2 separate regions of the Mus musculus genome follow, and region 1 is linked to region 2. A link is a loop called in an ENCODE intact Hi-C map of the cell type or tissue named here. Cell type or tissue: heart. All regions are shown on one strand. Each heading gives the region's core, and the rest is flanking DNA. Links, peaks and the distances in the headings are about the cores only. Region 1 holds the start of Carhsp1 (calcium regulated heat stable protein 1). Region 2 holds the start of Abat (4-aminobutyrate aminotransferase).

Region 1 (15,474 bases), core at 6,307-11,306, 160 kb before region 2:
CTGACCTGCACCCTCGTCACACTTCTGCGTGGGTCTCAGTTCTTTGGGGGCAGTTCTCCAGAGCTGGGCTGAGAGCTATACTGAGCCCTCTGTTTCTTGGCAGTAGCAGTGATGGCGACCTGTGTGGAGCCATTTGCCCTGCAGGTGGGCATTGTCCACCCCACCCCCATCCATTGTTTCAGCCACCCAGCTAGAGGGCAGACTACCCTGAGAGAAGAAACCAAACCCAGTCTGGGACCTCCCTTTGTCCCCAGTTCTCTCTGCACTCGGCTAACCCACCCTATCTCTAGCAGGTTCCCACTACTTACCCAAACACAAAGAGGCCACTGCACAGCAGCCAGGTGAGGAGGCCTGGGGTATAGGTGGTCACTGTCATGATACGGTTCCCACAGTAGGGACATACGGCCTGCACTGGGATCGAAGTTGGCATATAAGGTATGCCAGTGAACGGGCCTGGGGAATGGAAACAGGGAAGATGGGTCAGATCAGAGTAAGTTCCAGGGGAGCCAGGTTTACACGGAGAAACCCTGTCTCAAGAAACAAATACTAAAATCCTCCAATAAGTTTGCAGTAGAGAAAGGAAGATATCTCAGAAACTCTAGGTATGGCACCATCTCAGGTGAGCAGTGTGAGGCCCAGGCTCACCAGAGAAGGTGCTGTCTGCTTGGTGACTGGCCTTCTGGGTGCCTGAACATGAGACACAGGGAGGGGAGGCGGGTTCCTTACTTACCTGGTGGGACTTGGTTGTACACAGGGTAAACTCCAGGTGATCCTGGTCCTCTTGAGCTAGGAGGGTAGGAAGAAGGTGGCGTCTCCCTGGACTGCCTAACATCTGAGAGAGAAACAAGAGGCAAGGCCCCAGGTCTCAGATCTGCCGGCACTGAGCCACCGTGTGGCTGACACTGCCATTGTGAGCTAAGTTGCCCACAGTTATATATATTTAGGAGGTGGAGGGACCAGGAATTGAACTCAGGCACTTCTGCCTCCACTTATGCCCTCCTTCTGCACAGGGGAAGTGCAAGAGGTCTGAGATGGGCTATTTGGCCACACAGTGCCAAACAGGAAACATGGTTCACCCATTCCTCAATGAAGCGGGAGCCGAATAGTACAGGTAGGGAGGCTCAGAAAGGTTGAATACCTTGCATGAGGTCGCTCAGTAAGTATGTATTAGAGACCAGGTAGGTTTCTGACCAAAGGCAAGGGACCTAACCTCAGCGTGGCTCTGAAGTCAGGATATTTATGTTTCCTCTGATGCTTTCTGTAGCAGGGAGGAAGTTGAGAGAAGGTACGCATCTCCAGGCTCACTACCATTGTGCCTTGGCCTGCACCCCATGTCCAGTTTATGCAGTGCTGACAAGCCCAGAGCTCAGTGCATGCTAAGTTCTCCATCAACTGACTGAGTTGCATCTCCAGGTTCATTTTTTTAAGTTCAAATCTTATTTAGGCCGGGCAGTGGTGGCACACACCTTTAATCCCAGCACTTGGGAGGCAGAGGCAGGCGAATTTCTTGAGTTCAAGACCAGCCTGGTCTACAGAATGAGTTCCAGGACAGCCAGGGCTACACAGAGAAACCCTGTCTCAAAAAACCAAAAACCAAAACAAAACAAATCTCATTTAGGCTGGCCTGGAACTTGCTACCCTCTTGCCTCAGTGCCTGGAGTGCTGAGATTTCTGGTATAAGCCACCACCCAAAATGAAACACCATGTTGTTTGTTTGTTTGGGTTTTTGGGGGGTTGTTTTGTTTTGTTTTTGAGACAGGGTTTCTCTGTGTAGCCCTGGCTGTCCTGAAACTTGATCTGTAAACCAGGCTGGTCTTCAGCTCACAGAGATCCACCTGCTTCTGTCTTCCAAATTGCTGGAATTAAAGGCATGGCTTTTTTTTTTTTAAAGCCACCATGATCTGGGCTGGACAGGAAGATTCACAGAGTTTTTCTGTATAACCTTTAGGTGCCTGCAAGTGACCTGGGCTTGTTCACCAATGGCCTGACCCCAATTTGCAGGACCTAGTAGTTAAGAGTGATTCTCTCTGTTCAGAGCTTCCCCTCAGAGCCAATTTCCATGACTTCCCCTCACAGCTTCCTGTAGAGTCTCCTTCCAGAGCAGGACCAAGCAGAATAGGCAGCCCCTGACCATGTAGCCCTCCTGTCTCCACTTTGGGGACTCAGGGGGTATCAGTTTTTAGGCTTTTCTTACAAAGAAGAAACCAAACGTCAGAAATGAAGCACATGTGGCCAGTACTAGAGTCAGCCCAACTCCAACAGGGCCAGGGCGCAGCTGAATAACCCTGGGTCCTGTTTCATTTCATTTTGTTTTATTTTTATTGGAGATAGAGTTTTTCTATGTAGTCTTGGGACTCCGTTATGTAGACCAGAGATCTGCCTGTTTCTGCCTCCTGAGTGCTGGGATTAACTATGTAGGCCACTGCATCCTGAACCCTCTCGGCCATTTACGTGTAGTCAGTAGGAATTCCAAAGAGGAAACACTTCAGAGGTGGGTCAAACACCTTCGTTGGCCACCTCAGAATATAGGCAGCTCCACCTCCTGACCCCTGCCCTGTCCTATGTGCCGTACTGCCTGGAGGTTGTATTGATGTAGGAGCCATTAGTATTGTTTGGCAGATTCCATGTGATGCTTTAGGAGAGAGAGTGGTATGCTGGAGGCCTAACTTGCCCATTGTCCCTCCCAGGTCACCTGGGCAGTAGGGGTCAGTGAGACTCGGGGGAGGAGATGGGATCAGCCCCAAGGCCAGTACATTGTCCCTCCCACCTCTTGCTTCCTCAAGCTCTCACTCAACCCGAATGAGGTCCCTCACCATGGTCAGGGTTCTCTCTTGGTGCCATGAGAGTCCTTTGTTTCAGAAGTACTCATTGAGCAGACTCAGGGGGTTCCAGGTTCTGAGTGGACGGGCCCCTGGTTCCAGAAGTTTCCTTGGAGAGGCCCCGCTGGGGAGAAAGGAGAGCTCTTACAACTGCCACAGCCAGCCATTGTGATGTCTTTGGTGCACAAAGCAGGGGCTCTTGTGTCCACGTCCCTCTGGAGAGGGAGGGGGGTGCCTGCCTATGACTCAGCCTGAAGGACCCTTCCATACCCACTACTGCCTCGCTGCCAACAGCAGGTTGAAGCTTTGTAAGCTGAGTAGGGAGACCAGCTAAGACACGGTGATGTGAGTCATGATGGAGGTGCTAGTCACCACCAGTGTCCTTTCAGTTAGAATGTAGGTAAGTATGGACTCAGGCCTGGTGTCACTGGCCTGTGTGATGTCTTCACACAGCACTTCAGAGGCTGAGGCAAGAGGATGGAAAATTCAAAGCCAATCTGGGGTACATAATAAGTTCTTATCAAGAAGAAAGAAGAGCCAGGCAGTGGTGGTGCACGCCTTTAATCCCAGCACTTGGGAGTCAGAGGCAGGCAGATTTCTGAGTTCGAGGCCAGCCTGGTCTACAGAGTGAGTGAGTTCCAGGACAGCCAGGACTACACAGAGAAACCCTGTCTCGAAAAAACCAAATAAACCCCCCCAAAAAACCCCAAAACAAAAAACAGTAAAACAAACAAACAAAACAAAGAAAGGAAGGAAGGAAGGAAGGAAGGAAGGAAGGAAGGAAGAAGTGTGGGGAGCGTGCACCCCAGAGTTAACGTTGGCTGACTTCTTGCTTGGAATTAGTCAAGAGTGAATCTGCCAACATCTGTCTGTTTTTAGTTAAGACATGCATGCAATATACCTGGCCAAGTTCTTCCACTCCTGGCCAAGTTCGCAGATTTATGCATAAATCCTTGAGAGACTGTTCAAGCCTGGAGGAACAGGGTTTAGTCAAACAGTGTGTACCATAAACTTGCCAGATAAGCATTTGTGGTCATTGTTTAACCTCCTGGAATTGGTCATGCTTTGTGTTGCTTGCCTTTAAAAGACAGAAAATACACTTGCTGCTAGTGTGGCATTGGCCTGCAGTCCTCCCATCTCTGTCTCTTGCATCTTCTTTCTGCTTTTCCTATAATCATCCTCACTCTCCCAGTCATGTTGACTGACTGGCTCCTGCAAAAAAAAAGAAAGAAAAGAAAAGAGAAGAGTGAGCTAAGTGTTGCCACTGATAGATGCATACATACATACATACATACATACATACATACATACATACATATGCCAATAAGCCCAGTGCTTGAGAAGTAAAGAGAGGAGGATCACTGTAAATATGAGTTCAAAGCCAAGCTGAGTTGGGTCTTAATAGTGGGTTCCAAGTCAGCTTGAACTGCATACAAAGTTCTGTCTCAAAACAACAAACAGGCTTAGTTTGTAGAGTAATTGCCAAGCACAAAGCCTGGGGTTCGATCTTCAGCAGGACATAAGCTAAATGTGGTGACATGTACCTATAAACCAGCATCAGAGAGGTGGAGGTGGGAGGGTCAGGAGTTCAAGGTCATCTTCAACTACATAGTGGGTTCAAGGCCAGCTTATGCTATAGGAGACACTGTCTAAAAAAATAATAAAATCTAGTCACATGGTCTACACCTACATACTCACAAACCTGTGTGTGCCTTCTCGGAGTCCAGTCAGCCTCCCCTGCTGGTTTAGCTCCAGGAACCCAGGGAGAGCTTACCTCTCCTTAACTCTGTTCCTTACCATGCATCTGAAGGATGGGTATAATTGCAACCTTGGTGGGGGTTTTATATATTTGTGAGATAGGGCTGGAACTTGCTCTGTAACCTAGGCTGGCCAGGCACTCACAGTCTTCCTGCCCTAGATTCTAAGTGCAGAAGCCCTTCTCCCAGTGGGCTTCTCTAAGAGTGGCACCACACCCAGTATTCTCAGTGCTGGGGATCTGCCCAGGGCTTTGTGCATTCAAGATAAGCGCTCTACCCACTGAGCCACATCTCTAGCATGGGCAGTTGGCCAATGCCCGGCCGTCTTTTGCTATAAGGAACTTAAGCATCCAAAAACTTGGGTGGTGGCAGTCATGAAAGTAATCCATCTCAGGCCCCTGGAAACAGCTGTGTGACCGTGCTGATGAGGGTGGGATTAAGGTGGAAGAGCAGTGAACTGCTCACTGCACAATCATTTCAGTATCTCTGCACATCTGAATATTGTAAATTAGGTTTAAGGTTAACGTACAAAGTGAATGGGCATTTGAAGTTCATGGTGTTGCTAGACAGGCTCAAACTTGTTACACAGCTGAAAGTGATGAGCTCTTGTCCCCCTGCCTCTGATTCCTAAGTGCTGGGATTATGGGTCTACACCACCACAACTGTTTCTATGTGGTTGCGAGGCTGGAACCCAGGGTCTTGTGCACATCCAGTGTTCTCAGTTTCATGTTTCTTGCTGTGATAAATACCCTAACACGAGAAACTTGAAGGGCAGGGTTTGCTTCAGCTTCAAGTTCAAGGGACAGTCCACCACGGCAGAGAAGTCAGGGTGGCTTGAAAGGGCTGGACAGCTTAAGTCTACAGCAAGGAAAACTGACACCCACTGTGACGCTCAGCCCTTTGTGTCTGCAGCTCACAGCTTGGGATCCTGCCAGGGCACACAGGGCACGGTCGCCACCCACTGTGGGCTGGACTTTCCACCCCAGTCAAGGTAATCAAGATAATTTCCCAGTAAATAAAACTAGTAGGATGTCATCTGTGTTGGTTTTGTTTTGCTTTGCTTTTGGTTTTTTTAAAAATATTAATTTATTTTATTTTATGTATATGAGTACACTGTAGCTGTACAGATGGTTGTGAGCCTTTATGTAGTTGTTGGGAATTGAAATTTTTAGGACCTCTGCTTGCTCTAATCAACCCTGATCAACCCTGTTCCCTCCAGTCGGCCCTGTTCCCTCTGGCCCAAAGATTTACTTATTATTATATGTAAGTACACTGTAGCTGACTTCAGTAGCACCAGAAGAGGGCGTCAGATCTCATTATGGTGGTTGTGAGCCACCATGTGGTTGCTGGCATTTGAACTCAGGACCTTCAGTAGAGCAGTCAGTGCTCTTACCTGCTGAGCCATTTCGCCAGCTCGCTTTTTGTTTTGTTTGTTTTGTTTTGTTTTGTTTTTTTTTAAGACAGGGTTTCTCTGTGTAGCCATGGGTGTCCTGGAACTCCCTCTGTAGACCAGGCCTTGAACTCAGATGTCTGCCTGCCTCTGCCTCCTGAGTGCTGGGATTAAAGGCGTTCGCCACCACTGCTATCCGGATGCCAGTTTTAGATCACCGTTTTCATTCATTTGTTTTGTTTTAGACAGAGTCTTGTGGGGCCCAGGCTCCCCTTGATTTGTGCTGATCTTTCTGTCTCAGCCTCCGAGTGCTGAATTACAGTTTTTTACCCTGCCTGGAGTCCTCTGGATGCCATGGTCTGAGGCCTAGGGTTCTTATGTCCACTGGAATGTCGCTTCTTGGGATAGAAATAGGGGCTGCCTGCTCTAAGGATCCTGTTCTTGACACGGGGTCACACAGGTCTCAGGCTGGCCTCAGACAGAGATTACAGGCAGGCTAGCACCTGGCTGTGTGTAGTGCTGGGGATTTAACCCAGGGCTTCGTGAATGCTACACAAGCACTTACAGACTGAGCTAGATCCAGTGCAAGGATTTTGAGGATCTCATTCCCTCTGACACAGGCTTGGGTTTCATGAGATGGGTATGAACTGGGAAGTATGAATGAACTATGGAATTATGAATGAAGGGAGGGTGTGCCCTGACAATTCTAACCCTCAACCACCAGGGGGAGACCAGCATGCCATAAATCGGCCTAGGACTTCATTTGCCTTGATGGTAAGTCCCACTCTCACCCAGTAACCCTCAGACAAGGCTGGGAGAGGTAAGGATTCATAAGAGGGGTCAAGAAGCCAGCCCAAAGTCACGAGCTAGATCTCAGCCTGCTAAGGCTGCTTAACCCCATCTTTCAGCCTGCTCATTCTTTCTCCCAGGAGGACCCAGTGCGCGCTGGGGAATGAGAAAGAAGGACTCCGGAAAGTGCTATAACCATCGCACAGGGCACACTGTGTGGGCTGGGTATAGGAGGGGCTACAGAAGGTCAGGGAGGACTCCCCTGGGGAGCACCAATGAGATGGCTCAGCATGGGGAAAATATGTATAGTCCAGAGCAAGCACTGGGTCTCTTCAGAGGAAAGAACACTGAGCTATAATAACTAGAGGGGAGGTACCTGGGGAGATCTGGAGGACAGAGTTCCAGCAGAGGGGACAGGGTGGAAAGGCTCTAAAATGAGATGGGGCATCGTGGTACATGCATGTCTTTAATCCCAGCACTCAGGAGGCAGAGGCAAGCGATCTCCATCTCCATGAGTTTGTCAGCCTGGTAGTTATCAGCAAGTTCCAGACCTGCCAGGGCTACATATGGGGAGCTTGAAAAACAAACCAAAAAAGCCTTAAGATGCCACTGTACTGGAGTACAGAGAGGGATATGTGTTTGGACTAGGACTCTGTTCTTAGATGACATGTTGCCTTGCAAAGGGCTAAGCACAGGTAGGTGACCACCTGGGAGGAAGTGGCTCCAACAGAGAAAAGGTGATTCATGTCCTGCGTGTGTGTGTGTGTGTGTGTGTGTGTGTTGGGGGTGGGGGGCTTTGTCCTCAATGGCTCAAGGAAGTCACGCTTTGGTGAATCCTAGGAACCCAAGTTCAACTCCTGATATGTGGACTGATGGGAGAGGTGCACTAAATCACCACTGTGTGCACAAGGAGAGTGTAGCATCCTGGTCATAATAAGACTCAGACCCTGGTAGCCACGGTTCATCCTAGGACCACACTGAGAAGTGTATCAAATGTGGTTGAAAAAGCAGTAGGGGTTGGCCAGATGGTTTAGCAGGTAAAGGTGCTTGCGGCCAAGCCCAATAACTTGAATTCAATCCCTGGCCACATATGCTCACTCACCTAACACACAAAATAAAAATGTAATAAAAAGCAAACCGCCATCATCATCTGTGGGGAACCAGACTGGGTGTGTGCCAGCGTCTGCCTACACACGGGCGTGTCCACAGTGCAGACACCCTCCCAATGCAGGCGCTGACCACACTGTTCCTCTTGCATATGAAGAGCCTCAGGAGACCAGATTCCCCACCTGCCACCCGTCCCCTGCTCCATGTTCCTGCCTTCACTCAGCTGGACTGGACCCTTCTCACCCTGGTCACCAAACTCTTCAAGAGATGCGGTACCTTTAAAATAATCAGAGAGGGCTGGTGAGATGGCTCAGTGGGTAAGAGCACCCGACTGCTCTTCTGAAGGTCCAGAGTTCAAATCCCAGCAACCACATGGTGGCTCACAACCATCCGTAACGAGAGCTGACTCCCTCTTCTGGAGTGTCTGAAGACAGCTACAATGTACTTACATATAATAAATAAATCTTTAAAAAAATAAAATAAAATAAAATAATCAGAGAGACTCAGGCATGGTGCCATATGCCTGTGATCCTGATATATGGGAGGCTGGATCAAGAGAATCACAACTTTGAGGTCATCATCAGCTACTGAACTGATCAAGGCCAGCCTGGGCTATATGAGACCCCGTCTCAAATAGAGGCTCAGAGTGGGCGGAGGCTTCCATGTAAGCCTGGTGACCTGGAGCCCACGTAAAGGTGGGAGTTGTTCTCTACCCTCCAGAGCATGCGTGGTACAAGCACCCACCACCAATCTCCCTCTCTCTGCCCCCCGCACCCCCCTACACACACATGAGAATTTGAGGAATGCTAGGCATGGTGGTACATGCTTGCAATCTCAGAACTCAGGATGCTGGGGCAGGAGGATTGTTTTGAGTTTCAGGTCAGGAAAATCAGAAATTCCAGCTCATCTTCAGCTATATAGTGAGTTTGAATCTAGTGTGGATGACATGAGAGTCCATCTTATAAAAATAAACAAGCCGGGCGGTGGTGGCGCACGCCTTTAATCCCAGCACTTGGGAAGCAGAGCAGGCAGATTTCTGAGTTATACAGAGAAACCCTGTCTCGAAAAACCAAAACAAACAAACACACACCTGACTATTGCAGTGGTTTCCTGTTTCTGGTGCCTGGGTTTACAGGACCCGGAAGATGGAAGACTGATTCCTTGTCATGGGTCCCACATCATAGAAACATCTCAGCCTAGCTGGCCCCAGCCTCCCTGGAAAATCCACAAATTGTCTTGATATATCTATTTCAGAATTAGACGTAAAAGCTGGTGGGGTCCAATTAGGTAGGGTCCAGCCTTGTACAGGTCCTTAGTCCCACAGATACAAGTGTGGGAGCAGAGCTGGGGGCCTCGTCTGTAGACCCCAAGCCTGTTCCTCATCCCTGGCTACCAACCTCAGGAACAGGAACCCCTCATCAGGAGGACCCCCCTCACACTGTCTTCAAATTCCCTCTAGAGGGCGGTGTTGAGCCGTGAACAGGAGAGAGAGGGACAGGAACTGAGAAATGGGTTTAGGTGTAGTTCCCCTTTCTTGGATATCCCCGAGACTGTGTCCAGTGTTCTGCAGGACCTGCCTAGTGTTTATCCGAAGTCTCTGCCCTCTCAGATGGAGACAAGCTGGATGCTTATTTCACGTCCCGACGTCTAGCACAAAGTCTGGCATAAAGTGACATAGGCCAGGGGAGAAACGGCTTAGTGCGTTACAGTGCATGCTCTACAGGCAACAGATCTGAGCGGGAGCCCTCAGTGCCCACAGGAGTAGCCAGGCATAGCTGCACATGCTTGCAACGCTGGGAACTGGGGTTGAGATGAGTGACTCCTGAGAGCTTGCTGATGAGCTAAAATGGCAAGATTCTAGATTAGTGAGAGACACTGCTGCAAAGCAGAAGGCGGAGAACAGAGGAACACAGAATGCCCAACCTAGCACTAAACATCGGGAGGATTCCAGGAGAGTCGCTGGTCTTTGGTCCAGATTGGAAGGTGGAAAACGCTAGGTTTTGATGTTCATGAAGGATGGTGGAAGCAGCAACAGCAACAAAGCAGATGCACCCATCATGAAGACAGGAAAGCAAGCTGGCGAAACCCAAAAAGGTTTTACTGCTGTCTCCAGTTAGGGCGGCCCTTCTCGTTTTAATTTCCCTAGCCAAGAAGATATACACAGAGACTTGTCTCTTTAGGTGACTGCAGATCCAGTAAAGGTGACAGCCATGGTTCATAATCATACTGGGTCACAGAAGACTGCCTCAAAAATAAATAAACCGATCATGGAGGGGTCCAAAAAGCTTGTGTGACTATATACTTCAGTCTCCTCGTGGGCACGTGCCTGGGCATCTGTCTTTTTTTTTTTTTTTCCTTCCTGAATGGTGACTGTACCATTTTCTAGTCCCCCTGCCAGAGAGCCGAGGGAGCCCTTCTCTTTGCCTGAGGAGTTGGCTTTCTTGATTTTGATGGTTCAGCATGCCCTGGGGGTAGGTCTAGAGGGTCTCAGTAGGGATGAGCTATCTCTTGGAAGACTGGGGGCTGCTGCCTACCACACCTACAGGGAACCTCTTTCCCACACCTAGGAAATATGAATTTGACCCTGGGGGGGGGGTCACGCTGAGGGCTTGCTCTCTTTGTTGGCCATGGAGATAGATCACAGCATGTCTCTGTGCCTCAGTTTCCTTTTCTGAAAATTGGAAGAAACACCATTTACTTCCACAGATAAAGTATCTTAAGGGTTTCTATTGCTGCCATGAAAACACCATTGATCAAAAAGCAAACTGGGGAGAAAGAGGTTTATTTGGCTTACACTTCCATGTTTCTGTTAATTATTGAAGGAAGTTAAGACAGGAACTGGGCAGGAGCTGATACAGAGGCCATGGAGGACAGCTGCTTACTGGCTTGCTCCTCATGACTTACACAGCCTGCTTTCTTATAGAACCCAGGACCACTAGCCCAGGGATGGCTCCACCAACAACCAGCTGGGCTCTTTCTTCATTGATCACTAATTGAGAAAATGTCCTATAGTTGGATCTCATGGAGGCATTTCCTCAACTGAGGCTCCTTTTTCTCGGATGACTCTAACTTGTGTCAAGTTGACACACAAAACCAGCCAGTACATAAAGCTTCAGGGATTCAGTAGAAATAAAAATTGAAAAAACATGGGGTTGGTGCCCACACCCATCTCAAATCCATTAGGGAGTCTGAGGCTATCCTGTCTCAAAATCAGCCCACGAAGAATAAATCAATTAGACAATAGAAAACGAACAAAACAACTCCTCCCTCCTCTCATTTTTATATTTCCCTTTCTGTCTCTCGCCTTCCTTCTATCTCTTAATTCTTGAAAAAAAAAAAAAAAAAGGCGCCCGCTTATCTCGAGTCAAGGGCAGGTTGGGGCCGGACTTGTGCTGGGGAGTGGCAGGCACAGCACGCCGAGACCCGATTGTGCCACTTTCCCGGGCACCGGGCCGGCACTGGGCGCCCGCAGACCCGCGAGTGGCGGGGAGAACACCTCCAGCCGCTGCCGAGTCCCCGGCTCCCGCCCGCGGGGCATCAACACAAAGGTCCTGCGGCAGCAGCTGTGCCGCGCTCCTCCTCCCCGACCAGTCCAAGGTCCGGGCCGCGCGTCCATTGGCCCGGAGCTCCAAGGGGCGTGGTCTCACACTCCGCCCTGCCCCGCGGCCACGCCCCAAGTCCCCGATCTTTTCTTGCAGTCGAAGAGCAGCAGCTGGAGGAGTAGGACGTGTCGCCAGGTAAGTGGCTGGTCCTGGGACCCTAGGGATGGGCGTGATGGTGCGCGGGATCTCTGGAGCCGCGGGGACGGGGCCGAGGCCTGCTCTGCACTTTGCTTCCCCTCTGTGGGGCCTTCTCGTTCTCCAGCTCCGTGATGGGTGCCCCCCCACCCCCACCTCCGGGACGTGCTCCAGTCGCCCGGGCTAGTTTGGGGAGCGCGGGTTACTCACCGTCCCCAAGGGGAGACGGGTGGGTGTGGCCACAACACCGATACTTGTCTGACTTCGGTTAGTACTTCTCTCTGGGCCACCTGTTTTTTGAGCGTAGGAGGCGCGCCCTCTGCGTTTTCTGGCGGGCTGGAGGTGCTGGAGACTCGCGGCTAGAGGAAGGCGGAGCTGTCCTCGACGGCCGGGCCTCGCCAGCTGCATGCTGGGCGGCGGGACAGTAGCCAGGCCCGGAGAGGGGGAACCGCCCTGACCCCTCGCGGTTGGCTGCCTGTAGGGAGGAGGAGCGGCAGGGCGCGCTCGCTTGGTGTTTGCGCCAGGATGGGGGCCTTAGGGCACAGAGGAAAACTTCACCGGGACTGGCGGTCCTGTTTACAGGCCGGAAATGCAAGGTTGGGTTTTGCTTTTTGTTTAAAAAAACCAGGCTCTGAGCTCACAGTTTTCTGAGGTTGCAGTTTAGGTCTGTGCAGGGTCAGCTGTAGATTCCCACTTCTCCTTCAGGGCCTGGATTCTGAGAGATGGAGGTGCCCCTTTGCAAAATAGGAGACCCCCCCACCCTTCCCCGCCGATTGGAATAGAGGGAGCTGGCTAGCCTAAGTGTCTGGAGAAATAGGGGCTTTTTAAAAACCTTCCCCTCTTGACCATACTGTTACTTCTTGGTGCTTTTAGTATGTTCTCTCTCCAAGCTGAAGCCAGAGGGAGAGAATGAAAAATAATTGGTCATTAAACCAGTAGTGGTGGGTTATGCCTGCAGTCCCAGCACTGGGGAGGTAAAAAGGATTCAGGATTCAGGTTCAATCGTGGCTCCATAATTAGTTCAAGGCCAGCTGCGGTAAATAACTTCCTTCTCCTTCACAGCACTGGGGAGACTAAGACAGAGGAACTGTCCACAGCAAGATCCTTCAAACCACTTAAAAACTCGAATTACAATCTGTGTCCCATGTTCCTGTTCTTTGTCCTATTAGGCTCGAACTTTCCCACAGGGCCTTCTCTAGCGGCTTTGTGACTCTGACTGTTCATTGTGTCCCTAAGTGATCCTTAAGCCTCAGCTCAGCCATTCCCTGGTCTGGGACAGGGGTCTCCTCAGAGTTTGGCCTCCCTCCCCCCTATCATCGCCTCTTGGGTGACGACAGCCTGGTTGCCACTCTGTGCCCTTGCATCACCTCACCCTCCAGGGTGACCATGAGCTGAATTGGGGTCAGAGTAAGCTGACTTCAGCCCAGCCTAGGGTTGGGGGAGCTGGCTTTCTTAGTCCTGCGAATGCAAGGGGAAGACTTTGTGCCTCATATCTGGCAGCTGTGGGAGGGGAGGGTTCTCCTAGTGTGACTGTGCACACCTTAGGGCCACTATTGTTAAGCCCACCTTCTGCTCTGCAGTGTGGCTGGGACTGCCTCTATAGCTTTGAGCTACTGGGATTTGCAAGGTCCTTGTCAAACTGAGGCAGGGAATTAGTGGGTCTAGGAGAAGATGGAAACAATCAGGCTGGAAGGTGAGCAGAACTGGGGGTGGGGTGAGGCAATTCAGGGCTAGGAGGCCAAGAGGTCTCCTTGGCCTGCCCCGTGGGATGACGTTATTGGAAGGGACTGCTTTGGGTTTCTGGACTCTAATCTGGAGCTTCTAGCTTCCTGGCAGTTGAGGGGAGGGAGGCAGGGGAGGGGGCGTCCCAGCTGGGCTGTTGGAGGGACGGGTTGTCTCCTAATCCTGTACTGTTTGCTCTTCTGTGTTCAGAGGCCCCGCCCCTGATATCCCCCCCCCCCTACTCTCACTGAATTCTCTCTTCTCAGAACAATGGAGCAGCATGTGGCTGGCTAGCCTGGCTGCTGTGAGCCTCAACAGCACGCGCACGCACGAAAACACACACACACACACACACACACACACACACACACACACCCCTGCTCTTCTCATCCTGTGCCTTCCAGGATCCCTGTGTCCGTTTAGCTGATCAGTCTTAATCTTCCCTTGGCTCTGGGTTCTTTTCTGCTAGTCTGGCTGAGTTGGGGGTGAAGATGAACCTTGACGTCTCAGTTTGTATATGTGTTCCCCTACCCTCCCCAACGCCTGCATCTTGGGAGCTGGGCAGTTTCGCAGCAGCTGTCCCTCTGGGAATCCCTTAGAAAGGCAGACTTGGGGGCTTTTGGGAGCAGGTCAGTGCTAGAGCCAGAGATCCTGGCTTCCCAGAATCAAAAAGCAACCTTGGGCAGTCCCCAGCTAACTGACCAAGCAAAGACACGTTAACTCCACCCACATCTGTGGAGTTGGAGTTCCCTTTTTGGCCACTGGCCAGAGAGTCCTGGGGGCACTAAAGTGTGGGTAGCTGCATCTGCTTTCAGGTGCTTCAGGTGACAGGGAAATGGTGAGGTGTCTGCCTGTCAGGCTAGCAGGAAAGGGATTCTCATTTCTAGTGCCTATGAACCCCTGTGGCGTCAGAGAAGGCACCGGCTTCTCCCTCCATGGCAGAGGCGCTGAGGTTTTAGCCTTCACCTGAGTCTGACCTGAGTCTTTTCACCCACTCACCAGTGGCCAGGCTGTCGCTACAAAGCCTTGGGAGATGATAGATGTCCAAGTGTGCAGAACACGCTTCAAGAAGTTCTGGCCATGCCCAAGAAGGACGCCTCCAGCCTCCTCAAGCACTTGTTTCTCCACCTTTCACTTTCCTGCCCTTCAGGGGCTATGAAGCAGACTTCTTTCACTGAAGTGTAAGTGGCCTACATCACCTAGGTTCCCTTGTAAGCAAGCACCTGTCTCCCTATCTCAAAAGATCCTTCCCTGCTGGGCGTGATGGCTCACAAAACACCTGTAATTCCAATATCAGAGAGGCTGAGGCTGGAAGATTGCCTTGAGTTTGAGGCCAACTTGAGCCAGTCTCAAAAATGGGAATGGGAGGCAGGGGTAGACATGTTGGAAACTGGGGGCTTTGAGGCACAGAAGGTGCTGGGCCTGGCCAGTTGTATTAACACAAAGCAGCACTAGGTTATGAGGTGGACTACAAGGGGCTGGGGAGGCCAGACCGCTGTCCAGTTGGGCTCCGAGAATCTTCCAGGGCTTGCTATAAGGCCTGTGGAAAATTCCCAGGCTATTTTTGGCTAGAAGGCCCCTTTGCCACATTTCTCAGTATAGGAGTCTGACATGCTCTCTCTGGTGGACAGTCAGGGTGGGTGTAGCATTCTGCCCTCCAGACCCTGGCTGTCTGGCTCAGGGGTGCATTTCTTACCCTGAGGTGTGTTGTGCCATGCCCCACCCCACCCCCATCCCTCAGTGAACATTAGAAAGCCCCCGGTCTCTTGCTGGTACTTGAGGGTGCTTCTGGACGTGATGTCCACAGCTGGGGATGGGGACAGATGGCAGAGTGCCTGCCTAGGATTCAGGAAGCCCTAGGTGGCATCCAGCTGGGCTACATGAGATTGTTTCAATAACAAAGTTAGAGGGGAAGCTAGGCACTATTTCCTCATGCACACAGTGACAAGCCTGTGCACACACAGTTGTGTGTGCCCTGCTCCCTTCTCCCCATATCTATGGCCACTTGGTCATACACTTATAAGCACATCACCCCACATAATTATGCAGATGTGTGTTCATGTGATCATGTACGTAAACATGCTTCCATATACATATGCATGTGCACACTACATGTTCACATACAGAAAAACACACGTGGGTACCTAGTCTGG
Region 2 (15,474 bases), core at 4,145-9,144:
GGCTCAGTAATAAGAACACTTGCTGTTCTGGCAGAGGGCCTGGGCTTGGTTCTCGGCAGCCACATGTCTACTCAGAACTGTCCATCAAGGGTATCTGGTGCCTTCCTTTGACCTGCTCAGGGACAAGGCACACATCACACACACACACACACACACACACGCACACGCACACACACACACACGCGCACACACACACACACACACACATAACACACACAAACACACACACACAGACACATGCACACACACACACACATAACATACACAGACACACACACATACACACGCACACACACACATAACACACAGAGACACACACACACAGACACATGCACACACACACACATAACATACACAGACACACACACAGACACACGCACACATACACACATAACACACACAGACATACATAATACACACACACATACACACACACACACACACATACACACACACACACACACATAACACACGCACGCAAAAACAGTCATACACATAAAATACAAATAATTTTCTTTTTCCTTAAATGCCTGATTTATTTTTATTTTATGTGCATTGGTGTCAGTGTGAGGATGTCAGTCCCCTGAAGCTGGAGTTACAGAGACCTGCCACCTGCCATGTGGCTACTGGAAATTGAAGCCAGGTTGTCTGGAAGAGCATACAGTGCTCTTAACTGATAAGCCATCTATTCAGCCCCACAAATAATTTTTCTAAATGCAGAGATTCATGCAGTGATGTCTCTTACTGTTAGAAACCTGGCAGTGCATTTGGGAGGTGGGCACAAACAAGACTGGCACAAGCCCTGCTTGCTAGGGAATGAATGAAGGGGAGAGAACCAGACAACAGTGAAGGAACCAAGGGAGACTAGGGTGTGGGTGGAGGGAGAAATGGTTTTCTGGTTAAAGGAAAATTTCCATAAAGGTGCCAGAGTCTACAACTGAGCACATGGATCCTGAGGCTGGAGGACCGTCATGAGTTTGAGAGCAGCCTGAGCTACATATCAAATGCAAGGCTGGCCTGGGCTACATAAGGTCTTGTCTCAAAATATTAAGGGCTGGGGGAAAGGAAGTGAGGGGAGGGGAGGGGAGAGGGGAGGAAGGGGAGAAGATAAGAAGGAAAGGGAGACGAGAGGAGAGGAGAAAAGGAAAAGAAAATAAGACAGCTTTTGAAGCGGCTTTTGAAGGACAATCTGCCCTTGGAGTTGGAATTACTGAGGGAATGTGTGATTGGAAGCCAGTCTTTAAGAGCTTAGTGTTTAGTGTTATAGAGAGGCTAGTCAGGCATGGGAGGAGGCACTGGAGCACGGCTCCCCCAGAGTCCTCCCCTGACTTTCAGCTGAGAACCCTGTCAGGCACGGTGGTGCATGGGGCTATCGATCTGCTCTGCTGAGCTCTCTTGCAGGCCCTGGGCCGCCCAGCTATCACTTAGGAGGGTTTTGTGGTCTGTCTTTTGCCAGGGGACAAGTCTGAACCTCTGCCTTTGGCAACTTGAGGTATGGATCAGGTATGGATCCACAAAGTATGGGCTTCGCTTTGTGCCAGCAGGAGCCACTGGCAGGGCTCCTCCTGAACACATGCGAACGGGCTGCCCCCCTTCTCAGGACTTCCTTTTAATCCTTTCAACTGTCATTTTTTTTTCTTTCTATAAGACTGATGAGCTGTCTGAAGTGGTGAGAAGGTGATTCATCTTCTTTAAAAAATTTAAATACATTTATCTGTGTGTGTGCGTCACAGTATTCTCATGGAAGCTGAAGGACAAGTTTTTAGGAGTTGTTTCTCTCCTTGGCTCTGTAGGCCCTGAGGATGGAACTCAGGTCGTTGGTGATGAGTCTCTCTACCCACTCAGTCATCTCCCTGGCCCCTAACTGCCCATTTTCTTGTGTATTTATATTATGTTTTTAAAGTAAGACCATCCTCTCTATATTGTCCCAGTGACTGTAGTTCACTAAATCACTCATCTCTGACACCTCTCCAGGCTTGGGGCCTAAATCTACCTAATTCTAAAAAGTCCCTTCCTTTCTCCACTGGAGCATACAGGACGCTGCCCCTTCCACACTGGGATGACAAGTGGGTGCTCCTTAGTAATCTGCACACATGTGGAGACATTGCTGGAGCAAATCCCTGGCCGCTGGGTCTCCATGGAATTTAAACTGTATGAGAGCCTCACGTTTTCTGAGAAAGTCTCTCGAACAAGATGGTCTCTAAAATTACATGCAGGGCTCAGCAAGCAGGTAAAGGCACTTGCTCCCACGACTAAAGACCTGAATTCAATCCTGGGGCCCCACCAATTAGGGAAGAGTGGATCCTAAAAGAGTTGTTCTCTGACCTCAGCATGCACGTTGTGGCGTGTACAAACCCCCTCCCATGGAGAGAAACAGATGTAATCAATGTCCAGCGCTTCTCTCCGAGCAGCACTTAGGCCTCTGTGTGGAAAGGGAAGATGCTCTCTGACCAGACTTCTCATCTCTATGGTCTGCGAAATGGGAATCCTAATGGTGCTCTGCAAATGGCAGAGTTCTCCTGAAAGGACAGAGACTAAAGGGACACAGATGGAGGTTTACCAACAGAGCGCTCCCCACCTTCCCATCAGGGAGAAACCACAGCAAGGAGCTGGGGCAACAGGGTGGGCTTAGCTCCAACACCAGCCATGTCTGAAGCCACACTAGGCCAGCTGTCCCCAATGAGGAGGGAGAGGAGGAAGAATTTATCCTCTACCAGATATTGAGTCATCTGGAGAGTGTGTGTGTGTGTGTGTGTGTGTGTGTGTGTGAGATGTAAGGGTGTGTGTGTATGTGAGGTGTGTGTGTGCTGTGTGGTGGTGTGTATGTGTGGGTGTGGGTATTGTGGTGCGTGTGGTTTATGTGTGTATGTGTGGTATGCATGTATATGTGTATATGTGTGTGTGTGTGTGTGTGTGTGTGTGTGTGCATGTGTGAGTTTATGTGTGGTGTGTGTGTATGTGTGGTGTATGGGGTGTGTGTGTGTGTGTGTGTGTGTGTGTGGTGTGGAGTCCAGAGGTCATCATTAGGTGTCTTACTGCTATTCACCTTATTCTTTGTGACAGGGTCTCTCACTGAACTTGGAGCTCATCCTTTTGGCAAGACTGGCTCAGTAAGGACCTACCTGTCTCCTTTCCCCAACTGGCTAGCCTGGCTTTTAGGTGGGTGCCAGGGATCCAAACTCATGCTCACACATCAGACATCATACCCATAAATCCATCCTATCCTAATGGGAGAGATTTCCTCAAGTGTGTAAAATGCAACGAAGATGATAAACCTCACAGCTGAGAATCACCCAACTCAAAGTGCCAGTGGGGTTAAGAATAAGAAACCTCAATGCAAGCTACCTCTTTCCTGATGCCCACCCCTGGCCTGATGCCCACCCCTTACCTGATGCCCACCCCTGGCCTGATGCCCACCCCTTACCTGATGCCCACCCCTGGCCTGATGCTCACCCCTTACCTGATGCCCACCCCTGGCCTGATGCCCACCCCTTACCCGATGCCCACCCCTATGGATGCCCACCCTCCAGGCTAGAAAGAAGGAGCTGAGGCTCAGAGAAGTCAATGACTGTGCATGTTGCTCCAGGCAGAAGTAGTCAATAGATGGCTGGCCCTAGGTTCCAACTGGGTTTAAGGTCTGTTGCACACACTGCTCTGTTTCCTTGAAATGCCCACTTCTCCCATGGCCCGGGTTTGTCTGTTGCCTTTGTCCTGTCTGCAGCAGAGATTCCTGGGTGCATCCAGAGGCACGGCTGACACACTACCCATTCCAGCTGTCTCTTCTTTGAGAGGATGGTTCCCAGACAGGGTTTCTTTGTGTAGCTCTGACTGTCCTGGAACTTGTTCTGTAGACCTGGCTGGCCTCGCCTCACCTGGGATTGGTTGTGTGCCACCACCGCCTGGCTTGATTTGCCTTTGTAGTTGAAATGGTGAGCACTGTTTGTACTTATGAGATGTGCTATATACTTTGAGGATCAACTTATTTTACTCTGAGGATAACTAACAGAGAGGAGGACTTCCCCAAAGGTCAGGGGATATAGCTCCGCTGGTAAAGTGCCCGCCTAGCATGGAGCAAGCCCTTTGCCCTGGCCTCAGCCCTGCATGGAAGCTGGCTGTGATGATGTGGTAAACTCACACAGTCCCAGCATTCAGGGGGTGAAAGCAGAAGGATCAGAAGTTCAAGGTCATCTTCCATTATGCAGGGAGATGGAGGCTAGCCTGTCCTATATGAGACTGCCTTTAAAAAGAAAAGAAAAGAACAGGAAGGAAAGGAAAAGGAAAGAGAAAAGGAAATCTTCCCAAGATCACACACCAAGAAGCAGATGGAAACCACTACCCTACGTTTTCACCTTGAACTCAGCTCTTGTATGACAGCTACACGCCAGCTGATAGCTGAACAGAGGAAGGGGCAGGGAGAGTTGGTACCCCAGCTCTCCCATCTGTGAGGGTCTGGTCACTACTGCTTGGTGATCACTAAATGGTCCCAGAAAATCACCCGTGTGCCAGGAAAGGGCGCTGGATCTAAGCAGGGTCAAGCCATTGCTGTAGAGAATGGGAGCCAGGGAGAATGAGCAGAGCAGGGACAAGCCATTGCTGTAGAGAATGGGAGCCAGGGAGAATGAGCAGAGGCAGCAGGAAGGAAAGGGGTGCACCTTCCTCAGCACCTCTTCCTGGAGCAAACCCAGTCACGCAGCCGCGGTCCTCACAGTAGCCTTGGCTCTAGCTTATTGTAACTGATAACATCCATTCTACTGGGTTGATCTGGATTTTGGCAAGCTTTTCACTGCAGAAGGTGCAAAACAGAAACCCTTAAGCCCCCAGGAATGGATCCCACCAGAGTCTGTGGAGTGTTCACAGACCTTCTACAAATTCTGCTCCTTCTGCGTTGCCTTTCTCAGTGTGGCTGCGTCCTGTGATGAGTGGACATGGTGCCCAGATGTGCCCACTGTACATGTGAAGACTGGAGCTAGTGTTGGGGAGCCCCAGTGACCCTATAGGAGCTACGCTGGTTTTGTCAGTGACTGGCTGGGTGACCTTGAGCCATTCCTTTCTCTCTGAGCCAGTGCCTCAGTTGGTTCAGGTACCAAATGAACGGTCAGTCTTAATGTAGATGCTCTTTTACATCGTAGGATTGCAGGCAGGGTTAATTGTCCCTCCCAGAGCTGTCCTTTGGCCTCCAGGAAACATCTCTCTCCCCAACCCACATCCCAGATCCAGAGAACAGGCCAAGATTCAATTTTTTCCTGTCTCCTGACCTGCCCCCACCAGACCTTCTCAGGCTAGTGTGAGGGAGGCACACAGCTAAGCCAACAGTGTCCCTAGACCAGTGGACAAGCCCAGCAGCAGCCTTCTCTTGGCCTAATGCCCAGGGAATTCCATCAGGCAATATCCACGGGACTTGATGGGGGCAGCCCCAAGAAACGAACAGGGGACCCTTGGAAGTGGGCCAACAGCTCTTCTCTATGTTGATAGCCCTTTGTCCAGGCGGAGAGAGACCTGCGTCTGTAGGGTAACACTGAATAACAGACTTTTACATTTGTGTTGGAGGTGGGGGTGGAAGGGGGTGCCTGCTGGTCCTGCAGTGCCAAGGCCATCTGTGCTCTTAGAGTTTGGAGGCTCTAGGCCTGGGAAGTGGAGGCCCCTAAAAGCCTTGTTTAGGGGGTTATGGCTTCTCCTATAGGTGGGAAGAGACTTCATAGGAATAGAAGAGAAGTCATTTGTCCCCAGAATCCAGCACCTAGTTTCTGGAATGGGCATGCAGGTGATTTGGCCTGGGATGTCCTTGTTGAAAGGAGGGTCTTACTCTCCAGGACTTTCACAGTTGGGGAGGGATAGGACCCTTCTGTCGAGCTGTGTCCTCAACATTCCAAGGAGACAGAGAGAGAGAGAGAGAGAGAGAGAGAGAGAAGCAAGAGAACCTAACTTAGATTTTTAGGAAAGGGAGGAGATGAGAAAGGGTCTAGATATTAGCGGAGGCAGGACTCCACTTGGGGGGGGGGGGGGGACTCTATTCCAAGGACTAAACGAGGGAGGGATTTCCCCCTCCAGCCAGTGGGCAGGACGGACGGCCCCATTTCTGAAGGTTACACGAAGCTGTTTTGCTTTCTGGGGCCTGGGAGGTGGGAGACCCTTTCCTTTCGGAGCAGGATCCCGCGTACTGGTTGGATGGAGGGCCCGGATTCTAGAGGAAGATGTCCTTCTCTGGCTTCCTTCAGAAGGGCGAGCCACGCGCGTACAGACGCGTCGCACTTACCTCCAGGCCCGGGCTGCGATCTACAGGCTGCGATCCGCGGGCCGGACTTGCGCGATCACCTTCCGATGCTCCTGGCTGCGCCTGGCGTCTGCTCCGCTTCCCCCAGCGACTCACCAGGCTCCCAAGCTTCGCCGAGCCACCCTGGCCAATCAGCACCACTGCCTCTAGCCCTTGCTTGCGCCTCAGCCAATGAGAGCACCCGCCATGGGCCACCGCCCCCGGGGGGAGGGGGAAGGCGGGGCGGGGGCAGAGTCCGACCTCCGTGGATAGGATGCGCCCGGGGGTCTCCGAGGAGGGCCGCGAGGGCCGGAGCAAGGGACTTGGGGAGAGGCAGCCGAAGGATCCCTAGCAAATCTGATGGGGGCTAGGAGTCCTCTCCTTACAGGAGGGAGGGACTTTGCAGGCTAAGGCGAATCTTCAATGTACTCCCACCCCACATCACTGTTTTAAGATCCTGGGAATTGCTGATGAATGGAGCTGAACCCCAACCCCGACCTCTGTGCTTCGGATCTGGTCTCTGGAACCTGAGAATCCGGGGCCCTGAAACAGAACTAAAGCACCTGTCGGCACTGGCCCTCCATGCCACCTTCTGGTGCATCAGTGGTGCACAGCAGGTCAATAAGAGTGCTAAACTGAGAGTCAGGTCAGGACTCAGGACAGGTCTCTTTCCCAACCCTTCCTCCATTTCCTTAATGGTAAAGGAAGGCAGAATTGGTTCTATCTCTTTTATGAGTAGAAACAAGATCTTAGATGTAATAGAGATGTGTTCAGAAAATTGAAGATGCACTGGAAACCAGTTAAAACGAATATGTGAGTGACCAAGTCCCACACCTTTTCTTTCATTAAAAATAAAATTTATTTCAATCACGTGTCTATCTGTCTATGTATATGTGTATGGATGCTGGAGGAGGCTATTGGAATCCTGGGACTGCCTGGAGCTGTGGATACAGGTGGTTGTGAGCTGGCAGAATGCGGTGTTGGGAATAGAACTCAGGGCCCCTGCAAGAGCAGTGTGTGGCCCTAGTTGCTCAGCCATCTCCTCCCCCTTTCTCCTTTTGTCTTTCTTATTTCACTTATTTATTTGTTTATTTGTTAGACAGGGTCTCTCTTCATAGCCCTGTCTATCCTGAAACCTGCAATATAGACCACCCCAGCCTCCAGGTCACAGAGATCTGGCTGCCTCTGCCTCCAGAGTGCTGAGGTTAAAGGCACCACCATGCCTGGCTCCTTTTTCATTTTTTATTTTTATTTATTTGTTTATTTTTAAAGGGAGGGAGGATTTATTTTAGTTTGATGGGATGCAGTGTGTGTTGCTCACTTGCTTGCTTATATTTAATGGTCTTATAACTTTCCAACGTTATTTGGACACAAGGTGTTATCACTCATTGATAAAATCAAAGTTGCAAACATTTAACCACCTCTAGGATTTTCCCAGGCAACTGTGTCATGATCTGGCCAACTTTTACAGAGCCTGGAGGTCCCTGTTGAGTCCAGGAATCCAAGCAGCCTCATATATAGTTATTATGGATTGTAAACCTAGAAATAAAGGGATCAAGATAGGCCAGAAATAAGCAAACAAATGAAACAACTCCAAGTAAGCAATCCACTGCGATCCCTAACTGAACCCCAAAGAGACAATGACTAGACTAAGGAGCAGGTGAGAGCCTAGATCCTCGGTCCCTTGGGAACCCAGAAGGTCCTGCCAGTTGCTATCCAAGTTATCCCTATCACCTGACCCAAGGAATTTTCTGGAGGCTGTGTTGTAAATCTAGCACTTTCTTCTTAAAACCTAAGCCTGCTGATAATCCATTTATTGCTTGCCCAAAGAGAGCAAATGGACAATGAATACTTTGTAAAGAAAAGCAAGTTAAAGCAAAAGGATGGGAACGCCTGTTTTTCAGACCCCCAAGATGGCTCTGGCCTTATCGCTTTCTGTGGGCTTTCCAGGAACTGTGCAGTTTTGTGTACTGCTGCCTCAGTCTCATCTCAGCCATTCTTGAGAGAAATTGGATATTTCCACCTTAAAAAACTTACAGGTGTGGTGGCACACACTTTTAATCCCAGCACTGGAGAGGTAGAGGCAGAGTTGGAGACAGAATGTTCTGCATAGTGAGTTCCAGGTAACAGGACCTTGTCGATAGATCGATTGATCAATAGATAGATAGGTAGATAGGTAGATAGATACAATCTTATAGTGCATACCTATAATCTCAATATTCATGAAGTAGAAGCAGAAAGATCAGGAGTTCAAGGTCATCCTTGACACAATCACAGCTCTCAGGAGCCTGAGGTAGGAGGATTGCCAAGAGTCTGAGGCTAGCCTGAGCTATTTATCAAATTCTAGGTCAGCATGGCTACAATGTGGGATTGAGACTCCGTCTCAAGCATCACCCCTGTTGCTCACTAAAACCAGACAAACAAACAAAATGAGTAGCTGTCATATTAGACAGAAATGATACAAGAAGCTAGCTAGAGAGGAAGGATAGGTAAATAATCTCATTGGTAGAAATAGATACCTCTGCATATTAAAACTATGAATTATTCTAATTTTATTTTGTTTTTAAGGTTGCTATTTATTATTGTTAGCCATATAACCCAACCTGGCCTTAAACTTCTGGCAATCTTTTTGTTGTTATTTTGAGGCAGGGTCTCTCTATTTAGCTCTGGCTGTCCTAGAATTCACTCTGTAGACCAAGTTGGTCTTGAACTCAAAGATCCGCTTGCATCTGCCTCCGAAATCCTAGGTTTAAAGGCATGTGCCCCCATATCTGGTTAATTTTTGCTGATTCAACTTCTTGAGTGCTGAGATTGTGAGCATGTGCTATAAAGTCACATACACACACACACACACACACAATATGCACATGCATACACACATACATACATACCTTCCTCTGCTAAGAAAAAATAGTTAAAATTAAAAAAAACAACAACAACATCAAAGCAAATATCTAAGTGTAGCTTGGCAATCTAGCTCATGGGCCAAATGCATCAAGAGATACTCTCTCTCTGTGTGTGTGTGTGTGTGTGTGTGTGTGTGTGTGTGTGTTTTGAGACAGGATTTCTTTGTATTACAGTCCTGGCTATCCTGGACTCACTTTGTAGACCAGGCTGGCCTCGAATTCACAGAGATCCACTTGACTCTGCCTCCTGAGTGCTGGGATTAAAGGCATGTACCACTATTTTTGACTGAGATAGATATTTTCGACAGGTTCTTTTATGTTGCCCAAGTTGGTCCTGAACTCCTGATTCCTCTTGACTCAAATTGCTTAGTGCTGGGATTAAAGGCCCAGGACTCATCTTATTTATTTATTTATTTTGAATGAAATTGAACTAAATCTAGGCTTTCTATTTTAAATGGCTGGAGAAAAATCTGAAGAAAGCCCTGTGAGATCATTCAGGAATGGAATCGTCAGCGAGCATGACTAAGGCTTTCCTGGGAGAAGGCCACCCAGATTCATTTCTGTGTGGCCGATGGCACTGCTATGACAGAGCTGAGCGGCTGCAATGTGCTCTTGGTTGGAAAAGTTTGCTTCATCCCGAGCTAAGGCCTTTAATTATCTCTTCTGCCTTCTTCACTCAACCAGGTCTGGACAGCACTGTAGGGCCCTACCTCAGGGCTCCCTTGAGAGGGAAGCTGCTGCTTTCTCTCTGGCTAAGCAGGAGTAGGAAGGAGGTGTTTAGGGCCAGGTGCTTTGCAAGCTGATTCTCAAATAGCTTCACTCTGCCACCTGTGAAGAAAACTGTCAGCCTCTGGAGGCAGCCGTTTGCAGTTACTTCCCAGGTCCTGCAGGTCTCCTACTGCTGGGAGAGTGGTTGCCTTGGGAGTGCAGAGAGAACACTGAGTCCTTCTGGAGGACTTTTCTAAGTTCAGCAACTGTCCTCTAGGACAGAGGGCAGCTCTAGCTGTGGGGGTGGGGGTAGGGGATGAGGAGTAGGGGCGAGAGGGTAGGGATGGGGTACCACTGTGGGGATGCAGGTGAAGAGTGTGGAGAGTGTGAAGCTTAAAGGGAGCCTGGGTTCTGATCAGAGATAATGGCCCTCTCTCACTCAAAGAAGAAGAAACTGAGGCCCAGAGACCTGGAAGAACTTGTCTGGAGTCCAGTTACAAGATACATCTGTTTTCCAGGCCTGTGCTTTGGACAACACATACCCCAAAAGCTAAGGGGTCAGGGAGAAGGCTCAGTCAGTAATGTGCCTGCCTCAAACACATAAAGGCCCGAGTTCAATCCCTAAAACCCGGGTTAAAAAGACCCAGGCATAGCCAGGGGTTTACGGTACATATACTTGAGGTGCAGAGGCAGGCAGATCTTTATGTGTAAGAATCTAGCCCCAGGCTTACACTGAGTTCAGGCCATCTGGGGCTACCATAATCAGGTCATGACTCCCAAAACAACACAACCACCACCAAAAGAAGTCCAGGCGTGGTGTGCATGCTTGTAATTCCAGGACTGGGAAAGCAGAGGCAAACTGATTTAGGATCTACAACTATAAACTCGTTAGGGAAACAAACACACAAAAAGGCAGAGCCAAATCTTCATGACTGAAATTTGAACTTGCAATGGTTTTTTCTTCTTTTCCTCCGTCAGTACTGTGAACAAACGGATGGCATTACACTGTGAGCACCAGACAGACACTCTCTAGCATTAAGCCTTTGACTGGGTCTTAGTTAGGTTTCTATTGCCGTGATAAACACCATGGCCAAAGCAACCCGGGGAGGAAAAGGTTATTTCAGTTTACAGCATGGTCCACCATGAAGGGAAGAGGCAAGCTGGAACCTGGAGGCAGGACCTGAAGCAGAGGATGTGGAGGAAACCTTTGAGACTTCTTGCTCCTGGCTTGCTCAGCCTGCTTTCTTACAGCACTCGGGACCACTGAGTGTCCACAGATGGTCCTCCCTGCAGGGCCCTCCTACAGCCCTCATCAATCAAGAAAAATGTCCCCATATACTTGTGTGCGGGCCAGGCTGGGATGGAGGGATAGTCCTACTGGTCCTCTTCCCAGCAAACTCAAGCTTTTGTCAAGTTGACAAACAAAACAACAACGAGGAAACAAAAACCTAGACTTCTGATTCTCATGCCTCTACCAAGTGCTGGAGCTACACGCATGCGCCTCCTCATTGGTTTAATATAGTGCTGGCTATGGAACATGGGGCTTCATGCGTTCAAAGCAAGCCCTCTACTAACTAAGTCACACCCGTAGCCCAATTAAAAAACAAAACCAAAGAATTGTGTGGTTGGGTTTGCCTGCATGTATGTCTGTGTGCCATGGTGCCCATGGAAGCTAGAAGAGGGTGCTGAATTCCCTGGTGGTAGGTTATGAGCCACCATGTGGGTGCTGGGAATTGAACCCAGGTCCTTGGAAGAGAAGCTAGTGCTTTTAACTACTAAGCTATCTAAGCCTTCTACCATTACCCCTCTCCCCCTTTAAACACGGTTAGTATGTAGCTCAGGTTGTTATGGGACTCAAAATCCTGCCTCTACCTGTAGTAACTGGGTCTACAGGAGTGGCCACCATAACAACATTGCTCTCTCTCTCTCTCTCCTTCTCCCTTATTCTCTCCCTTCTCTCTCCGTTTTCTAGGATGTGTGTCTGTGTGTGTGTGTGTTGAGAAATGAATAGTTATGGCTCAGCGTACAACATTGTGAATATGCTTACAGAGCTCCACTGTATACTTAAAAATGATTAAAATGGTTAATATTGTTGCTTGTAGCAATAAGAAGTATCCAATGCAGGGCTATCCAAGAGCTATCTCCTGGCTCCTAACGAGCACAGACACATTGTAACTTTTTTGTGACAGGGTCTCTTTATGTACTCCTAGCTGGTCTAGAGGCTACTATGTAGCCTAGGATGGCCTTGAGCTTGTCACGGTTCTGCCTCTGCCTCCTGAATGTTGGGATTACAAGGATGGGCCACCCTGTCTGACTTCACACTGTGTACCTTTTGTTTGCATAGTTCTACTACACTGTCTCCTTGATTGGGAAAGATGACTAAAGTTCGTTACTTAACTCACTGTCTTAGTTACTTCTCCAGTGCGTCGATAAGACACTATGACCAAGGTAATTTATAGAAAAGAGCTTCCTATTTCAGGGGGTTAGTGTCCATGACCATCATGGCAGGGAGCATGACAGTAGACAAGAAGGCATGAGGCTGGAGCATTAGCTGAGAACTTACATCTTAAGACAGTATCATAAAGCAGAGAGAGAGCGCGCTAACTGGGAATGGCATGGATTTTAAAACCTCAAAGCCCATCCACAACCTCTTCCCACAAGGCCACACCTCCTAATCCTTTCCAAACAGTTCCACCAACTTGGGACCAAGTAAGTAATCAAGCATATGAGACTATGGGGCCATTTTCATTCAAACTGCAGCATTCACTTGTTATAATTATCTTTATTTGCTTGCATATGTATATGTTTCTCTGTGGGTGCCATGTATGTGCACCCTCAGAGGCAAGAAGAGGTGTCTGAGTCCCTGGAGCTGGAATCACAGGCAGTTGTAAGCTACCTGATCTGGTGCTGGAAACCACGAGCCCTCTGAGAACCAGCAGGCACATAACTACTCTCCAGCACCCCAGTGACCTCCCACCCATTAGTCTAACAAACACTTAGTGCATTTAGTGACTATTCTGTGTTAGGTGCTCACCGGGGGGACTTGAAGCCTCCATCAGGAGTTGGGATACAGTACACAAAAAGTTAGAATTTTGTAACTAAGGGAAGTAGTTTCTCCTAAGTACTCAGAAGGACAGCTGGCCATGGTGGTACACTCTTGTAATCCTAGCACTCAGGAGGCAGGAGGATTGCCTCAAGTTTGAGCTATGTAGTAAGTTCTTGGCCAGTCTGGGCTACAGAATAAGACTCCGTCTTGAAGAGAAAACTAAGTCCAATTTTTTTTTTTTAAGTGCTCAGGAGGAAGAAGTGATAAGAGGACTTACTCAGGGCAGGGCAGGGCAGGGCTTCAGTCTTGCTGCTTAGGGGCAGTGTGACATTTTAGCTGAGGTATAACTATGAAAAGAGAGCCTCGCATGGTTTCCTCTTTCTTCCCAGGTATCTCGCCTCTGTGCTAGGGTACCAGGAGACCCGAGCTGCCTTTCCCTTTCCTCATCTGAGAGGACCCTCACTAGTAAGACCCAACAGCATTTATAGTTGAAGCTGCTGGGCGTCTGACACGGAGCTGATCTGGCATAACTTTATCTTGCAATCAGTGATGCCTGAGATTTTCAGAGTTCCAAGCTTGAGAGAGACACCATGGCAGAGGGCTGAGGGAGATTCAGAGTCCTTGCCTAGCTTGTGTGAAGTCCTGGGTTTGATTCTCAGCTCTCTATGGACCAGGTGCACACTTGCAATCCAACCACTCAGGAAGTGGGTTTAGGAAGTGCAAGGGTCACCGTCAAGTTTGAGGCCAGCCTGAGCTACATGACACCTTGCTCAGTTTCTCTTCCCTCTTCCCTCCTATAACTAGAGTATGGTGGTACACATTGCCTATAATGCCAGAACTTGGGAGGCTAGAGCAGGAGGCTTTCTATCAGCCCAAAAGCAGCCTGGTCTATTGAAAGTTTCTGTCTTGAAAAGAAAGAGGGGAAGAGAGAGCAGGAAGGGGAAGAACTGTGCTGATCCCAGGCTAGCACAGAGCACACTGGAATAATTGCAGTTGGGTCACAACTACTGCTTCTTTTGGGGCAGACAATGCACATGGCAGTCATGGCTGTCTTGAAATGTCAGTAAGCTGGTGAGAGATGCACTCATCAATGTGTACAGAATTTCAAGAACAAGGAAGATGCTGAACACATCCTAGGTCCTTTTGTCTTGTGCCCGGGGATATCTTCCCCACACCTACCACAAATTCCTGCCAATGCAGTCAGTCTGCAACTTGCCACAATTTAGTTTATAGTTTTTCACTTTATGATGAGGTCAAGGCAATGTGCATCCAATAGAAACTGTACCTCGGGTTTTGAATTTTGATATATTTTTTTGAGTTCACATGGTGTAATGGTCTTGTGATGCTGAGCAGCAACCGGACAGAAATTGATGGCCCTAAAGCTGTGGCATCCTCGAGTCACAGCCAATAACTTTAGTGTCTTTGACCTCCTGCAGGTCGGAATCACTCTCAACACAGCCACATTTTCCACATTCAGTGCAATATTGAACAGATGATATGAAATAGGCAGCTCTTGATTATGAAACGGGCTTTGTGTTAGATGACTACCCAACTGTGGTCTGATGTAAGTCTGAGCATGTTTAAGGCAGGCCAGGTTTAGCTCTCAAGCTGGGTAGGACTGAGGTGTGTTAATTTGGACTTATTGACATTTTCAACTTAAGATGGGTTTATCACAAGGTAACCTTGTAAGTAATAAGTCAGTGGAGGAAAAGAAAATACTCGGTTTACCTTTAAAACACTTACAGCAACGTTTCATAGGTGTGAGAGGTTGGTATCCCAAACTCTGTAGCTTGGAATATGGGGGGTATAGAAGAACACATGGCATAGGGTCTGAGAATAGGATTTTGTAGTTGAGAACAAGGAGTGGGGGAGGGCCTGGCCCAGAAATTGCTATTTGGGTGAACTGTTTTTCCTAATGTCAGGGTGGTCAGTCAGGTCAGTCAGATTGCCTGGTTTTTCAATCTCCATGCTCAAGAGTTGTGACGTGAGTGTGGCTGTTCTCCAGAACTCCAGCATCAGCAATTTTCTTGAAAAGTTGGGCTTGCTTCATGGCCCTGCTGGTGGGGGTTGTGAGGAGGCAGTTGTCCTTTAAACCCCATTGTAAATCTGGTGCCATCTTTACATCTCCAGGGAGTCTCAGGGTTGGATGGGACGTGATTTCATTCCCACTTTCACTGCTGGAAGGCTGAGCAAGAGGCTGAGCTGCAGGGCGTTTGTGTGGACACTTGAAGACCTTCAGTCAACCATTAGCAGAACCAAGACTCAGAAGAGAGGCACTGCCATCTTCACTGCTGGAGAGAACTGCCAGCCTGATGTGCCCTGTGAGCTCCTGGAAGGCTTTGTTTCTGATGCCATTTGTCCTATGCTGAATGGTCTATTTATGTTTCTTAATAGGTTTGCAGTTTCATCTCTCCCCTCCCAGGGGAGCCACTGCCCGGAGGAGCTGTCCAGAACCTCGATTGCTGAAATTTCACAGTAGCTAAAACTCAAACCAAGTTGGAGCTTTTACTGCACTGGCTTAGAAAATCCAAATATCCTTTCTTCTCCTCTTCTCCATTTTCCCT

The links. Peaks named below come from ENCODE experiments on the same cell type or tissue, not always from the same donor. Only the 100,000 strongest peaks of a DNase experiment are listed, where the experiment ranks them.
Region 1: it touches region 2 in a loop (2.5-fold over the local background); 2 of 42 quality-filtered maps call a loop at or near these places.

What each region holds. Positions count from the first base shown.
Region 1 is chr16:8,668,238-8,683,711 of GRCm38, reverse strand. It overlaps Carhsp1 (calcium regulated heat stable protein 1), which reads left to right and starts at 11,559. Exons shown (of 4, transcript NM_025821.2): 1 at 11,559-11,599. Gm5767 (predicted gene 5767) reads right to left here and starts at 2,942. Exons shown (of 4, transcript NM_001324517.1): 1 at 2,814-2,942; 2 at 731-832; 3 at 309-453. The coding sequence starts at 2,841. In heart, for the core only: CTCF peaks have their summits at 6,683 (motif pointing right) and 9,305 (motif pointing right); DNase peaks (open chromatin) are centred at 6,754 and 9,301; H3K4me3 peaks cover 629 bases; H3K27ac peaks cover 280 bases.
Region 2 is chr16:8,504,354-8,519,827 of GRCm38, reverse strand. Abat (4-aminobutyrate aminotransferase) reads right to left here and starts at 6,399. Exons shown (of 16, transcript NM_172961.3): 1 at 6,254-6,399. In heart, for the core only: no CTCF peak of the experiment used is centred there; DNase peaks (open chromatin) are centred at 5,387 and 6,467; H3K4me3 peaks cover 2,079 bases; H3K27ac peaks cover 1,708 bases.